5 separate regions of the Homo sapiens genome follow, and regions 1, 3, 4 and 5 are each linked to region 2. A link is a contact called in ENCODE Hi-C or POLR2A ChIA-PET data. All regions are on one chromosome and are shown on one strand. Each heading gives the region's core, a stretch centred on a gene start or an enhancer-like site at or near the end of the contact. The rest is flanking DNA. Distances are from core to core; before and after follow the strand shown. Region 1 holds the start of HCG15 (HLA complex group 15). Region 2 holds the start of H2BC17 (H2B clustered histone 17). Region 3 holds the start of ZNF311 (zinc finger protein 311). Region 4 holds the start of LINC01556 (long intergenic non-protein coding RNA 1556). Region 5 holds the start of HCG14 (HLA complex group 14).

Region 1 (2,821 bases), core at 190-2,689, 1.1 Mb after region 2:
TCGCCCAGGCTGGAGTGCAGTGGCCCGATCTCAGCTCACTGCAACCTCCGTTTCCCGGGTTCAAACAATTCTCCTGTCTCGGCCTCCCGAGTAGCTGGGATTAAAGGCACGTGCCACCACTCCAGGTTAATTTTTGTATTTTTAGTAGAGACGCGGTTTCACCATGTTGGCCAGGCTGGTCTCGAACTCCTGATCTCAAGAGACCCACCCGCCTCAGCCTCCCGAAGTGCTGGGATTACAGGCGTGAGCCACCGCTTCCAGCCAGGATGTGATGTTGTTATGATCCAGTTAAATGAAGCAGGACTTTTTCTAATTAATTGCACTTTCTCTTCTCTTCCCTGGCTCCATATATTCACAGTTTCCAAAACTTCCTTGAGATGGGACACTCTTTTGTCATCTTGTCAGTTCTGTCCTTGAATTAATAAACTTTGACACATACATAAGATCAATTTGACTAAGAAATCTTATTTTGACATAGACATAAAAGTAATATGGTTTGTAAAATTCCTGTATATACGGAAGCCTTTTAATCTAATGTTTCATAGGAATTCAACCCTCTAGGCCTGCTGGTGATCAGTTCTTGAAAAGCACCCTCTTTTCGTGATATCACACGTTGTCTCCTCTATGTGCAGCAAGAATCTCTTGCTTCATTAGTTTTTATGCCTCTGCTTTCAGAAAACAGTCTGGTTGGGACCCCTGTGAAAGGAACTGTCTGGCTTAACTTATCTTGATTAATGCCTCTTTTTTTCTTTTCTTTTCTTTTCTTTCATTTTCCACATAAAGCTAATTGGATTAGAGAAAAAGAACTCTTCTTCGAATGCTACCAGTTTCTTTCCTTCTCATCTGAGCTATTATTCATTGTCCATAGGAAAAAAAATTCCCTAATTTTGGCACGGTAGGTTCTGTTTATTCACCAGACTTGCTACCGTTTACTCGTCAGCTCAGAGAGAACGTCGAAAAAATATAACAAAACCAAAATATGCATCAAGACAAGAGGAGGAAAGAGAATGTGAAAGACTACTAAAAAAAAAAAAAAAAAAAAAAAAAGTCAACAGCTAGGGTCAAGGAATCAATCTGCAAATATTCAGAGCCAGTAGGCTTGTACTACACTAGTCACTATGGAAAATGAAAAATGACCAAGACAGAAATCTCACCTCTTAACACCCCCCAAATCCCAATTTTCTCAACTGTAAAATGGGAATAAAAGTATTACAGTATTTACTATATAAAGTTGCGATGAGTCAATAACATAATACACAAAAGCAGTCAGCCAATTATCCAAATCCGTGTTATTAATATTATCATCATCATCATTCTTCTCACCGTACTTGGGGAATGAAGGAGACAGATACTGTGAGTAAGTTTTCCTTTTTTTTTTTTTTTTTTTTTTTTTTAGACAGAGTCTCGCTCTGTCGCCCAGGCTGGAGTGGAGTGGCGCCATCTCGGCTCACTGCAAGCTCTGCATCCTGGGTTCACGCCATTCTCCTGTTTCAGCCTCCAGGTAGCTGGGCCTACCGGCGCCCGCCACCACGCCCGGCTAATTTTTTGTATTTTTAGTAGAGACGGGGTTTCACCGTGTTAGCCAGGATGGTCTCGATCTCCTGACCTGGTGATCCGCCCGCCTCGGCCTCCCAAAGTGCTGAGATTACAGGCGTGAGCTACCGCGCCCCGCCAAGTGAGTAAATTTTCTATTGGGCACAGAGTTACCTGCTAAAATGAAGTGTGGAAAAATACAATGGGGTGTGTGTATGTGAGAGAGAGAGGGAGATTTGGAGGTGGGGTGGGGAAGACCCTATTTGAAGTGGGCTTTGAAGAATGAACAAGATTTTTATTAGGGAACAAAATGGAAACCAGCATTCCAGGACAAGCGTCTCAGGAGAAGCAAAAGCGCAGAGTTGTGAAAGCTCTTAGATTTTCAGAACTTTGAATTCTGAACTATATATAAACCTGGAAAATCTCGGTTAACTATGGGATGGCATCAAGATTTCAATTTCAAGCTTTCTGGTCATGCACAGTAAAGCTGGAATTAGAGTCTCTTACGTATGGCAGTTGTTGACAAGTCCGTACAGGTACCTAAGTGCTTCCCAGAAAATTCCTCAAGTTGGTAGGTCCTGGGGGAATCAGTTTAGTTCTAAAGAGAGGACTCATCAGAGATCTGTTCAACTTCCAGGAATCTGTGAGGATAGCTCCAAATCTCACTCTCATGCCCAGCCTATCAAACAAAGCAAACCGGTTGGACTGAAGCTGTGGGATCGGGACTGAAATAGAACCAGCGAGAAAGGCAGTCCTCCTCGATTCCTAGAGAGAACACATTCAGCCAGCAGTTGGATAGAGGATACTAGCAAGTCCCTCGCCAGGGCGGGGGAGCAGAGACACATTCCTGTCCCGTTTACATTCTTCCTCTGGCGGAGGCGGGAGGGTCGCTTGAAGCCTCGGATTTCGAGATCAGCCAGGACAAAAAAGCGAGACCCCCGTTTCTACCAAAAAGGGGGGGGGGTGGGCGGGGGGAAGAGAGAGAGAGAGAGAAAGGAAAAGAAAGAGAAAGAAAAGAAAGAAAAACTAGGCGCGGTCACGTGTACGTGTAGTTCCAGCTGCTCGGAGGTTGAGGCGGGAGGATCTCTTGAGCCCAGAAGTTCGAGGCCGCAATGAGCTCTGATCGTGGCAGAGCGAGGCCCTGGCTCAAATACATACATACTTTGTTCTGACTTTGTGTGCCCTTACTCTTTCCTCAGGTGCACGCTTGGGCTCGTTACTGCTCAGAATTTTAGAATCACAGATCCAGCAGTGATCAGGCAGCTGCAGCTGTCAGGGACCACCACCA
Region 2 (2,700 bases), core at 17-2,516:
CTGGGTTCAAGCGATTCTCCTGCCTGTCTCCTTAGTAGCGCTCGCCACCACGCCCGGCTAATTTTTGTGTTTTTAGTAGGGACAGGGTTTCACCATGTTTGCCTGGGTGGTCTCGATCTCTTGACCTTGTGATACACCCTCCTCGGCCTCCCAAAGTGCTGGGATTACAGGCGTGAGCCACCGCGCCCAGTCATTTTTTTTTTAAGAGGCAGGGGTCTCGTTATCAGGGTGGTCTCGAACTCCAGGTCCCTAGAGATTTCTCCCCTCCCCACCCACCTGCCTCAGTTTCCCAAAATGCTAAGGACGCATAAACCACCGCGCCCGGCCCCAAGTTTTTTAAAGACCCAGGACAGTTTGTGGGGAGGGGACAATTAAGGAGGTTCCTTCATGTTATAAGGTAGCAGTTGGATAGTATTTACTAGGCCTGATTCAATACTTTTATTTTACCCAATAGGAAAGTAATGGCCTCAGTGCTTGAACTCGGCCACAAATTTCTGATAGGTTTGGAGAACAGAGTGCTCAGTTCTTCCGTAGAAATGGTGGGTGGCTCTGAAAAGAGCCTTTTGTCTTGTAAGTTTACATTTTTAAAGTTCAGCCCTTACTTGCCCTTAGCTTTGTGGTGGCTCTCAGTCTTCTTGGGGAGCAGTACGGCCTGGATGTTAGGCAGAACACCGCCCTGAGCGATGGTAACTTTACCAAGCAGCTTGTTGAGCTCCTCGTCGTTGCGGATGGCCAGCTGCAAGTGGCGCGGGATGATGCGGGTCTTTTTGTTGTCGCGGGCTGCGTTGCCCGCCAGCTCCAGGATCTCGGCAGTTAGGTACTCCAGCACCGCCGCCAGGTAAACCGGCGCGCCGGCCCCGACCCGCTCAGCGTAGTTGCCCTTGCGGAGCAGGCGGTGCACTCGTCCTACAGGAAATTGGAGCCCAGCTCTAGAGGAGCGGGTTTTGGCCTTGGCGCGAGCCTTGCCGCCCTGCTTGCCACGTCCAGACATGGTAAAACGACCTGTGGCCTAAGTCAGAAAGTGAGTGAAAGGAACCTACAGGGACGCGCATTTTATAGCAGCTGCTGGGCGCGAAAAAGAAGCTGGGCCATTGGCTAAGCTTGCAGCTTCCTCTTAATGCAAATGAGCTTTCTGAATATACGTGTTTTGATTGGACTATATTGATATTAACGTCATCTGAGTAACTTCCAATCAGACAGAAGAATTTCTCAATCTCATCTGCATATAGACTTGTAAATAAATAGGGCATAACCCAGCTTGTCCTCATTCTTGTTATTTGAGTGCTCTTTCACTCTCCTCCGCCATGCCCGACCCGGCTAAATCTGCTCCTGCCCCCAAAAAGGGCTCCAAGAAAGCCGTAACCAAGGCCCAGAAAAAGGACGGCAAGAAGCGCAAGCGCAGCCGCAAAGAGAGTTACTCTATCTACGTGTACAAGGTGCTGAAGCAAGTCCACCCCGACACCGGCATCTCATCGAAGGCCATGGGCATCATGAACTCCTTCGTCAATGACATCTTTGAGCGCATCGCTGGCGAGGCTTCCCGCCTGGCGCATTACAACAAGCGCTCGACCATCACCTCCAGGGAGATCCAGACGGCCGTGCGCCTGCTGCTGCCCGGGGAGCTGGCCAAGCACGCCGTGTCCGAGGGCACAAAGGCCGTCACCAAGTACACCAGCTCCAAGTGAGCTCTCGCAGCTGCCAGCAATCCAAAGGCTCTTTTCAGAGCCACTCACGCTTCCAGAGAAAGAGCCTGTGCATTTTGCTTGTAGTCTTTTGGGTGGACTCCGGCCGGCCTCCATTAGGAGGGAAGACGGCGGGAAAAGGTAAGCTAAGCTCCCTAGGCTTTTTGCGTGTGAGTATAGACGCTCCATCAGACAAATTTAGCTTGGGTTCTTAGATACCCTTGGGGAAAAAGGCTTGCAGTTGTGCTTTAAGCTATAATTACAAGTTTGCTTTCGGTTTTCGGTTACTCTTTCCTTTTGTGTTGTTTTTTTTTTTTTTTTTTAAATGGAGTCTTGGCTCTGTCGCCCAGGATAGAGTGCAGTGCCGCGATCTCGGCTCACTGTAAGCTCCGTCTCCCGGGTTCAACCAATTCTGCTTCGGCCTCCTAAGTAGCTGGGATTACAGGCGCCCGCCACCGTGCCCGACTAATTATTGCATTTTTAGTAGAGACGGAGTTTTACCGTCTTGACCAGGCTAGTCTCGAACTCCTGACTTCGTGATCCACCCATCTCGGCCTCCCAAAATGTTGGGATATCAGGCGTGAGCCATCGCGCGCGGCCGGGTTATTCTTTCAGTGCCTGTAACGTCCCCCTTCTTTGATTGGTCAACGCTCTATTTGAAAAGCCCGCCAAGGGCTGCAATTTGCCAGATAGTCTCATCCGGGTTGTTTTTCGAAGAGGTTCTCCCGGAATGGAAATGACCGTTATCTGCAGGAGTGCATCGGACTCTGGCGCCAAGAGCTGGAAGCTGTGAATTAACCGTCCCTCTTACTGCAGTTGTACGGATCCTGGGTGACATTGACTTACCGGTGTCCATTTTCCATACACTTTAGAGAATAGGCATCTCGTCTGGCATCGCTGCAGATATGTTAGGGTGGGTTGAAATTATTGGTGTCAAAGCGGGACGGGAAACATTAAAGGCTAAGGAAGCTCCTTTAGGATAAAATGTTGAACAAAGAACCTGGCAACTTGGGAAAGC
Region 3 (2,816 bases), core at 247-2,746, 1.1 Mb after region 2:
CTAGGAGGAGACACCTCCAACAGTATCTAGAGTCAGACACACCTCCACTCACACTGCTTTCCTTCTTTCTTGGACTCACTTCTCCTTCTTCCTCCTTGTGATGTATCACAGACCCTCCTCTTCTTACCTCCTGCATCTTTTTACTCAGGTTTCTTTAACAGTCTTCCACTGCTGTCCTGGTTTCTTCCTACTGGTCAGATCCAGTTCTCAAACAAGCTGTGAAGTGGCTCCAGTTGATGCCAGCCTCCTTTGGAGAACACATGTTTTGGTGGTGCCAGCCAAAGGGCCCTTCTTGACCCACAGTGCCGCTACTGTTTGGCTTAATGTGTCAAACACTGCCCTGGATTTGGGGTTCATTAGCAACACTAAACCGCTGTGATCTCACATCTTGTTTCCCTGCATATTTGGTGAAGGGAAAAGAGGAATGTGACCACAGGAAAAAATAGGGAGTCACTGAGAACCTGAGGCACGAAGTCAAACTGAAAATGTGAACATATCCAGAATACAATCTCAACGGCTACCACCCTTGTCTGAGCCACCATCACCTGCTATCTCCCCTCCTTTCCATTACTGCGGTAGTCTTCTAACTGGTCTCCTTTCTTCAATCCTTGCCTTCCTCCTTTCTTTTTTTTTTTTTTTTTTTTTTTTTTTGAGACGGAGTCTCGCTCTGTGGCCCAGGCGGGAGTGCAGTGGCGCAATCTCGGCTCACTGCAAGCTCCACCTCCTTTCTTAATAGGGCAGTCTGAGTAGTCCGTTTACAACTTGAGTTGGATCATTTCATCGCTCTGCTGAAAACTCTCCAGTGGTTCATACTTAAAATAAAACCTGAAGTCCTTACCGAGGTATACAAGGCCCTACTGAATGTGCCCGTGACTTCTAACTTCCTCTCCTGCTCACCCAAAATAAGAGCTGAAGTCTTAAGAGTGGCATACAAGTCTACAGGATGTGTCATTCTCAACACCTTCTACTCTTCTCCCACTCCCTCAATCTTCAGCCATACCGACCTTCCTTCTCTTTCATCTTAGGGCCTTTCCATTGGCTGCTCCCTTCACCTTAAGCGATCTCCATGGCTAATAATCTTGCCTCCTTCAAGTGTTTTCTTATAGGTCATCTTCCCAAGGAGGTCTACTCTGAGTGCCTTATTTAAAATTGCAGCCTATCCCCTCCTTCCAATCCTGATGGGCCTTACCTTGCTTTACATGAATTCTTCTTTTCCTCTATAGCACTTTATAATTTTCCAGTATGGTGCATAAGTTACTTATTAATATATACATTGTTTACGGTGGTTCTACCTTCGCTAAAATCTAGGCTCTTAGGCTCCATGAGGGCAGGAATTTTTGTCGTCTTGTTCACAGTTGTATTCTCAACGCCTAAAACAGCGCTTGCAATAGTATGTGCTGGATTAAAAATTAGCTGACTGAATGAATATATGAATGGATGCTGTAGAGAAGAATAAAAAGAATGGGTCAGGAGGCGACAAGAGCAAGACTCCGGTCTCAAAAAAAAAAAAAAAAAATGGGTCACGAGCCCCTGGGAGGAGGTAGGGCAAATGGGCGGGAAATGCTCATTTTGGGGAATGGCTTCGAGGGAGGAAACCGCAGCCGACTCCCTCCTCAAATCTGGCCCCAAAGACCCGCCCCTGCCTGCAACCCCAGGGGCCCGGGTATTTAGGTGAGGGGGGCGACGGCGGCACCGGACTCCTCTCCTCTCAGCTGCAAATTCCGACCCACGACGGCCCAAGGCACAGACCTTCCCGCCGGTACTCTCCCCAAGAAATGAGAAACAGAAATATACAGAAGCTCCACTTCCTAGTCCGCCAATTATCATTTCCGGTGATTTTCTAGGAAAGGCGTCAACTCTCTGGTCTAGGCGTTCCCTTAAACTCTCCGCCCTCCTCCTCGCGGCTCAGCCTTCTAGGAGTTTGCGTGCGTTTATGGCCTGTGCAAAGGGGTTGCAGAAATATTACCCTTTTGCTCCTTTTTTCCCATGTAGAGGAACCTCTAGATAGGAATGGACAGAAGTTTTGTGACAAATATATGAAAAAGTTACTTTTAAATATTAACTAAGAACACAAATAATTGAATGTCTTTTTCAAAAGTAAAGACTATTTTAAGCCTATGCAGAAGTCGAAAGAAGAGTATAATTAACCCATATATACCCATCATTTACATTTAAAAATACATAAAATTCTGCCACACTTGTTTCATCCATCTCCATTTTTTCTTGCTGAAACGTTTTAAAGCAAACCCCAAATATCTTACTTTCAACTTCATTATGCATTTATTTTAAAAAGGATATTTTCCTACAGAATCACAATACCATTATCCCATTTAACAAAATAATTCCTGGTTATCATCTAATACCAAGTCCATATTATATTTCCCTAAATATATACATATGCTTCTTACATTTGTTTTCTATTTCATTCAAGATCTAAAGTTCCAGTATTTAATTTGGGCATGTGTCTTAATTCTTTTAAAATTCACATCTGAACTAGTTCCTCCTTCCATCCTCCTCTTCGTCTTCCCCTCATATAGTCAACTAATTGAACAAATTGGGACATTTGTCCTGAATGTTCTACATGCTGGCTTTGTCTATTTGTGTCCCCATTTTATTAGTTTCTCTAGCCTCATATTTCCTGTAAAACTTGATGTTACCTCTAAAGGTTTGATTAGAGTTAGGTTTAACTTTGTTAGTAAGAATCCTTAGGTGGTGCTATGTACTTTTTGCCACACATCAGGAAGCATATAATGTTTTTGATGCTAAGATTGACCAGTGGGTTTAATACTTGATAGCTGAATCCTTCCATGTAAACT
Region 4 (2,700 bases), core at 161-2,660, 1.1 Mb after region 2:
TAATTATTTCTCCTCCTCCTCCTATCTTCTTTTGCCTTTCCAGGTCCCAGCTCCCAGGTGGACATCTTAGCGTCCAGATGACCCAACATATAGGTGTCCTTTAGTATGGATGACCAAACTAGGATGTTATAGTGCTGGATGTAGTAATTCATTTTTTCAAATCTTAACTTTATTAAGATAACATGGTTATTTATCTAGTAATTGTGAGAACAACATATAACAAATAGACCACATATATACGTAGCGTGTCTGGAAGAAATACTCAGATATAAATTACTACTTTAGTCAATCTTAATATTAATTATTTGTCAACTATGCTTAATGTGCCTCTCTAGTCTCTCAAGACTAAATTGCTAAGGAACCCTGGAATCATTTGCTGGCATTCATCCTTTCAAGCAAGGTGCCTGTTACAAAATATCTGCTCAATTAGTATGTATTGGATACATCTTTTGGAAGGTGAGGAAGGAAGCAGTGAAATTAGAAGACTTCTGCCTAGGCGACTGTAAAGTGCTCCTAAGCATCTACCCACCTCCCTGCACACAAAAACTCTCCATTCTATCTCCTCGAGTCTCCTAGCCTTAAAAGATGGTCTAAACTACCCCAGATCCAGGTAAATAACGGATCAAGTCCTTCTTCCCTAAAACAGGTGTTATTCTTTCTATTCTATGAGCCTCCACCTTATTTCTTAAAAAAAAAAAAGAAAAAAATGTTTACTGTTTAAGAAGATAACAGAATCTCAAAAGCTAACTCTTCAACTGTGTTCAACTAAGGACCTTAAACTGCTCTCTGAGGATAGGTGAAGCGGGAAAGGCTCTAGGTGTCTGGTGACTGTTTCTTTTGTTGGTTCGTTTGTTTTTTCAGCCTTAGCACATTTATCCCTTGGAGAAGACAATGGAAAATAGGGCAGATGAGCGTGCGTGGCTTATTTATTCTTGAGTCTGGAGTTAAGAAGGTTGTACTTTTTCCTTAGGATTGCCCTTGGTTGGTTCACAAATTTCGCAAAGTGAATGAAAACACATGAAGGCCACTGAAGGGAATAACTAGGGGACGAGATGTCTGAGCCCCTAAATCGAGAAACATTTGGGCACCGTTTGTGGGACTGTACATATGGGTGTTATCTGTGGCCCCTAGGAAAACAGAAGAGGAACCTGTCTCACTTAGGAAGCTGTGAGAACTGCCCACACAAGGCTTGAAAATGGAACTTTACTGGGTCAGAATGACGAGGGGGAAAAAAAAAATACCTCACACTGGCAGCGGTGGGATTCGAACCCACGCCCCCGAAGAGACTGGAGCCTTAATCCAGCGCCTTAGACCGCTCGGCCACGCTACCACCCACAGGGTGCGTCGCCGCTTTCAGTTTCACCCAAGTGACTGTCGCCCCTTTCCAGTCCTTTCATTCCCATTCCCACATCACCATAAGCCCTTCCCTCAGGCCCCTTCTTCAGCATTCCTTGCTTCTCAGCATAGCCCGAGAACCCCCGATCCCTGACACTTTGCTTCTTCTCAGCTCCCAGATGGATCCTGGACAGGATGCTGCAGGTGGTGCAGGAGGGGAATCCTGCCCCATTTATCATCAACACAGTAAAAAGGGGTCGAAGAGACCGAGAGCGCCAGAGGACGCCATGGGCTCCACATCCACTTGGATTCCAGGGAGTAAGCCTCTCGACTTCAGGAGTAAGCAAGGCCAACCGTTTGGTTTGAGCCTGTTGCTTCTAAGAAAAGCGAGGAAAAATCCTGAGACCTCCTCCCCTCGCCCTTCATCCACTTCAGGGGACCGAGTGTCTCCACGGAACTTCACAAGGGAGGAAAAGAGTGAACTCATTATTATTTGTCTTGTCTTCGTTTCAGAGGCGGTACATCTACGAAAGCCCTAATCATAGAGGGAAAGACTCCTCGTTCCTGGCCCAGAAATGAGATGAGAAATCCAGGGCCCCGTACAGGAAGGCCTTTCGCAAAGTCCAGACTCAATTGCCTTCGCAGCCCTTAAAGTTTCCTTAGGAAGGTCTGTGGGAGAACGAGGTTGGTTTAGGAATTGGCCCCTGCCTTGTACTACGTAGTTTTGTCATCCAAAGTGTTTTAGAAGTGAATTGAATCATAGTTACGCCTTATTTTGAAACACTGTAATTCAGAGAACGTAAAACCTTATTAAAATGCCTCATAATCATCTTGGTAGAGCCGTTGGTTAAGCGGGAGAGACAGTTGCCTCCTTAGCGCAGTAGGCAGCGCGTCAGTCTCATAATCTGAAGGTCCTGAGTTCGAACCTCAGAGGGGGCAAGGCGTCTGTTTTGCCATTTTACTTCTTCTTGATCCAAAATGAGTAAGACAACAAAGGAAGTTGACAAAACGTTGTTCTTTCTCTGCTTTCTCTATAGAAAAGTGTACAATATGTCTGGTAAGGGAAAAAAAAATCTAAGGACATTGCTTTGATGGAACAGAACGGGTAATTGCTGTTTAATAGAACCATGTTCAGTTACAAAACAGTGATTTTCACTAAGAATTAAATTCTCCAAAATTCTCATCTCCCCTCCCGCCCTGCATACCAATTGGAGATAGAGCTGGTAGCATTTTCAAATGTTTTTCAGATATGCTTGGCAATTGTCTTTGTTTTAACAACACCAGAGTCAAGAAACTTGCCAGTTTTAGAGTGCTGAGATAAGAAAAAGTGGGTGGAGGGTTGTACTAGGGGTGTGGAAGGTATAG
Region 5 (2,700 bases), core at 27-2,526, 1.0 Mb after region 2:
TTTCACGGTGATTACATTTGCGAGAGGAACGTACAGCTTTCATATTTCATTCAATGGTTAAAATGGTACTCAATTTTGACTGACAAAACGGTAATGATCAGATGCCAAAACGAGTGTGAATGTGCATAATTTACGAAAGACATTTTTGAGAACTGGTTACATGAGTTTTGAAAATAGGAGAGCAGAGGACCTGTGTAAGATTTTTAAAGAGACTGCACTGTCACGAGCCACAGCGTTGTGAGATTGGTAGGAAAGTGCTCCAGGAAATATCTAGGGGAGGGCTTGGATCTGAGACACAGAGTGTGAGCCTGGTCGAGAAGCGGGAAAAGAACCCGCCCAGAGCCCCTTCTCTCCATTCCCTCGGCGAGGCAGGAAGCTATCTGCGTTCCGAATCCCGCGACATCAGGATTATCTCGCACTGCAGCACAGAGACCAATCGCTAGTAACCTCTGCCTTTAATTAGGCGTTTTTTGGCCCAAATCTCGCGGCTTCGTAAAAATATCGCGATGCTTCCGCTTTTAATGTTTTTAGTTTGGACAAGCCCTTTGAGATAAATTTAAAAGCCAATTCTTTTTTTTTTTTTTTTTTTTTGAGACGGAGTGTCGCTCTGTCCCCAGGCTGGAGTGCAGTGGCGCGATCTTGGCTCACTGCACGCTCCGCCTCCCGGGTTCACGCCATTCTCCTGCCTCATTCCCGAGTAGCTGGGACTACAGGCGCCCGCCACCACGCCCAGCTATTTTTTTTGTATTTTTAGTAGAGACGAGGTTTCACCGTGTTAGCCAGAATGGTCTCGATCTCCTGACCTCGTGATCCACCCGTCTCGGCCTCCCAAAGTGCTAGGATTACAGGCGTGAGCCACCGCGCCCGGTACCTAAAAGCCGATTCTTAAAAATATACGTTGGTAATTGTTTATGCCTACTGCTGAGATCAGGATATCTCTAAAGTAAGGAGAGGAAAAAGAAAAGTATGTGTCAGAAGTGGGATTCGAACCCACGCCTCCATTGGAGACCAGAATCCCCACCGCGGAGGAAGCTTAGCTTGAGTCTGGCGCCTTAGACCACTCGGCCATCCTGACACACTGCATAACAGCCCTGATTTTTGCACTAAAATAGAGATCAACAAGCAATGATTCTGTGTCGTGCACGCACGCAGAAACGCGATGACGTCAGGGTTGCTTGGTAACAGAAGGGCAGAAAGCCACTTGTGGATTGAAAAAGCAAAAGGGTTCGCAGGACTAGAAAATGTTTCTGCATAAAACTGGATCAAGTCTCTTACGGGCCTTATAACTGTTATCGCCATCTCGAAAAACGTGTGCGGGTTTTTTTTTTTTTTTTTTTTGCTCCCAGCCTGCCCAGATTTCAGGAAGGAAAGAAGATCTTTTGCTTCTTCGGTCGCTGGGTCGGCTCTCCAGTGTCTGATGTTTACTGAAATCTTGATCGTGGTTAGCCTCCCCCAGGACTTCATTGTTTGGAAGATGGTGAGGAACAAAACAAAACCCTAACAAAAGACCCCGGTTCTATAGGAAGGTCCCCTTTTAGCCCCTCTATTTTGGTTCCATTTGTCACTGCCTTGCCACTCGTCGAAGTTTGTCTTGGGCTCTAAAAGTGGTAGCCGGGAACGGCTGGGAAGGTCTCCACAGGGACCACCACATGGGCAAGGCTGGTGTCCGCGCCGAGGGATCGGCGATCCCAGGTCCGGGGAAACTCCGCGAGCGACGCGCTCGCCCGCGGCCTTCCTTGTCGCTCTCGGATGTTCCCGATTAATGGGCTCCAAGTGACCACTGCCAGGTCGGGGAACACAGCGGTAGTTTTTAAGGGGAGTGCACCACATCGCCTGATCCACTTTTCTGTTTCTCAGCCTTCGCCAAGCAATCTGAGCTCCAGGCCGGGAAGCCCCAAGGTCACAAATTTTAATGGAGCCCTGAAACTAAACAGAAATCATCCCTCCCACTAGAACAAGAGCCCCTAGAGGCCAGCGACACCGCTAAAATAACATGTGTAGACCAATGCCGTCCAGGTAACAGTGCCTGGCAAACACGGTAGAGGTTCAATAAATACATTTTAACTCAACCGTCTTAACTCTTGTATTTGGGGCTGTGAGGTTCAGATAGAGGAAATATAAAGTTGGATATTTTAATTAGATTTTGTCCTAATAGCTTACTTTTTGTATTTGTTAATATAAAAAAAATTTCCTTTTTGTAAGGCAAAGTTAGGTCTCTTTTCTGCATGGAGAAATAACTGAGTTTCAGTAGGCTCTATCTTAATTTCCACAGACTTCCTTGGTTTCATATCCTATTTTTGATAGAGAGAAAATTAGTAGTGAGAAGTACAGTGAACACTGGTTCCCCAGTCTCCCTCCAATACATGAGATTTGTATATTTTCTTTCGATTGGAAGGAAATTGTCCAGGAAGTGATTCCCAACATGGCAACTGTAATCTTACCCTAACTATAATTATTTTTTTCTAATTGCAAAGTACACACAAATTGTAGAACATACAAACATGTCAAAAATTAAAATCATCCATAATCTCACTAGTCAGAGGTAACTATTAACATTTTTATATATTTAGTCTTTCATATGGTATACATTTTCCAAAAATGGTCATGTGTAGTAAATAATTTGCTAACTTGCTTTCTAAATGAATATATTATGAATATATACTTGCTAAGTACTATATTTTGCATAAATCTTAATTCCTG

What was found. A loop is a pair of places that touch in the nucleus more often than their neighbours do. ChIA-PET counts read pairs that join two places held with the same protein, here RNA polymerase II (POLR2A). Pooled maps may share reads with other maps.
Region 1: a map of endothelial cell of umbilical vein shows a loop between it and region 2 (6-fold over the local background). The contact joins the promoter of HCG15 here to the promoter of H2BC17 in region 2. A Hi-C loop is called at or near these places in 11 of 168 maps with a recorded cell type or tissue (B cell, CD14-positive monocyte, CD4-positive, alpha-beta memory T cell and 7 more), 6 of 37 single-sample maps with no recorded cell type and 26 of 50 pooled maps. POLR2A ChIA-PET finds 5 or more read pairs at or near these places in 4 of 52 experiments (AG04450, HEK293, HepG2 and 1 more).
Region 3: POLR2A ChIA-PET joins it to region 2 with 11 read pairs in activated T-cell. The contact joins the promoter of ZNF311 here to the promoter of H2BC17 in region 2. A Hi-C loop is called at or near these places in 2 of 168 maps with a recorded cell type or tissue (ascending aorta and naive thymus-derived CD4-positive, alpha-beta T cell) and 9 of 50 pooled maps. POLR2A ChIA-PET finds 5 or more read pairs at or near these places in 3 of 52 experiments (PC-9, T-cell and activated T-cell).
Region 4: a map of natural killer cell shows a loop between it and region 2 (3-fold over the local background). The contact joins the promoter of LINC01556 here to the promoter of H2BC17 in region 2. A Hi-C loop is called at or near these places in 7 of 168 maps with a recorded cell type or tissue (B cell, CD4-positive, alpha-beta T cell, CD4-positive, alpha-beta memory T cell and 3 more), 17 of 37 single-sample maps with no recorded cell type and 27 of 50 pooled maps. POLR2A ChIA-PET finds 5 or more read pairs at or near these places in 5 of 52 experiments (K562, OCI-LY7, T-cell and 2 more).
Region 5: a loop to region 2 is called in a map of natural killer cell, with 4 times the contacts of the local background. The contact joins the promoter of HCG14 here to the promoter of H2BC17 in region 2. A Hi-C loop is called at or near these places in 1 of 168 maps with a recorded cell type or tissue (natural killer cell), 4 of 37 single-sample maps with no recorded cell type and 13 of 50 pooled maps. POLR2A ChIA-PET finds 5 or more read pairs at or near these places in 18 of 52 experiments (AG04450, CD4-positive, alpha-beta T cell, CD4-positive, alpha-beta memory T cell and 14 more).

Annotation. Positions count from the first base shown.
Region 1 is chr6:28,983,310-28,986,130 of GRCh38, forward strand. HCG15 (HLA complex group 15) reads left to right here and starts at 1,440. Exons shown (of 3, transcript NR_135289.2): 1 at 1,440-1,675.
Region 2 is chr6:27,892,159-27,894,858 of GRCh38, forward strand. H2BC17 (H2B clustered histone 17) reads left to right here and starts at 1,267. Exons shown (of 1, transcript NM_003527.4): 1 at 1,267-1,733. The coding sequence starts at 1,305. The coding sequence ends at 1,685. It overlaps H2AC17 (H2A clustered histone 17), which reads right to left and starts at 1,027. Exons shown (of 1, transcript NM_003514.2): 1 at 541-1,027. The coding sequence starts at 991. The coding sequence ends at 599. RefSeq lists enhancers at 153-696, 301-350, 697-1,240, 1,261-1,500, 1,891-2,030.
Region 3 is chr6:29,003,819-29,006,634 of GRCh38, forward strand. It overlaps ZNF311 (zinc finger protein 311), which reads right to left and starts at 1,497. Exons shown (of 7, transcript NM_001382360.1): 1 at 1,190-1,497; 2 at 128-396. The coding sequence starts at 136.
Region 4 is chr6:28,942,374-28,945,073 of GRCh38, forward strand. LINC01556 (long intergenic non-protein coding RNA 1556) reads left to right here and starts at 1,411. Exons shown (of 1, transcript NR_103538.1): 1 at 1,411-2,165. It overlaps TRL-AAG2-2 (tRNA-Leu (anticodon AAG) 2-2), which reads right to left and starts at 1,330; the gene lies at 1,249-1,330. It overlaps TRM-CAT3-1 (tRNA-Met (anticodon CAT) 3-1), which reads left to right and starts at 2,202; the gene lies at 2,202-2,274.
Region 5 is chr6:28,895,254-28,897,953 of GRCh38, forward strand. It overlaps HCG14 (HLA complex group 14), which reads left to right and starts at 1,277. Exons shown (of 2, transcript NR_104117.1): 1 at 1,277-1,477; 2 at 1,858-2,067. It overlaps TRL-CAA1-1 (tRNA-Leu (anticodon CAA) 1-1), which reads right to left and starts at 1,075; the gene lies at 970-1,075. RefSeq lists enhancers at 1-318, 954-1,589 and a silencer at 380-543.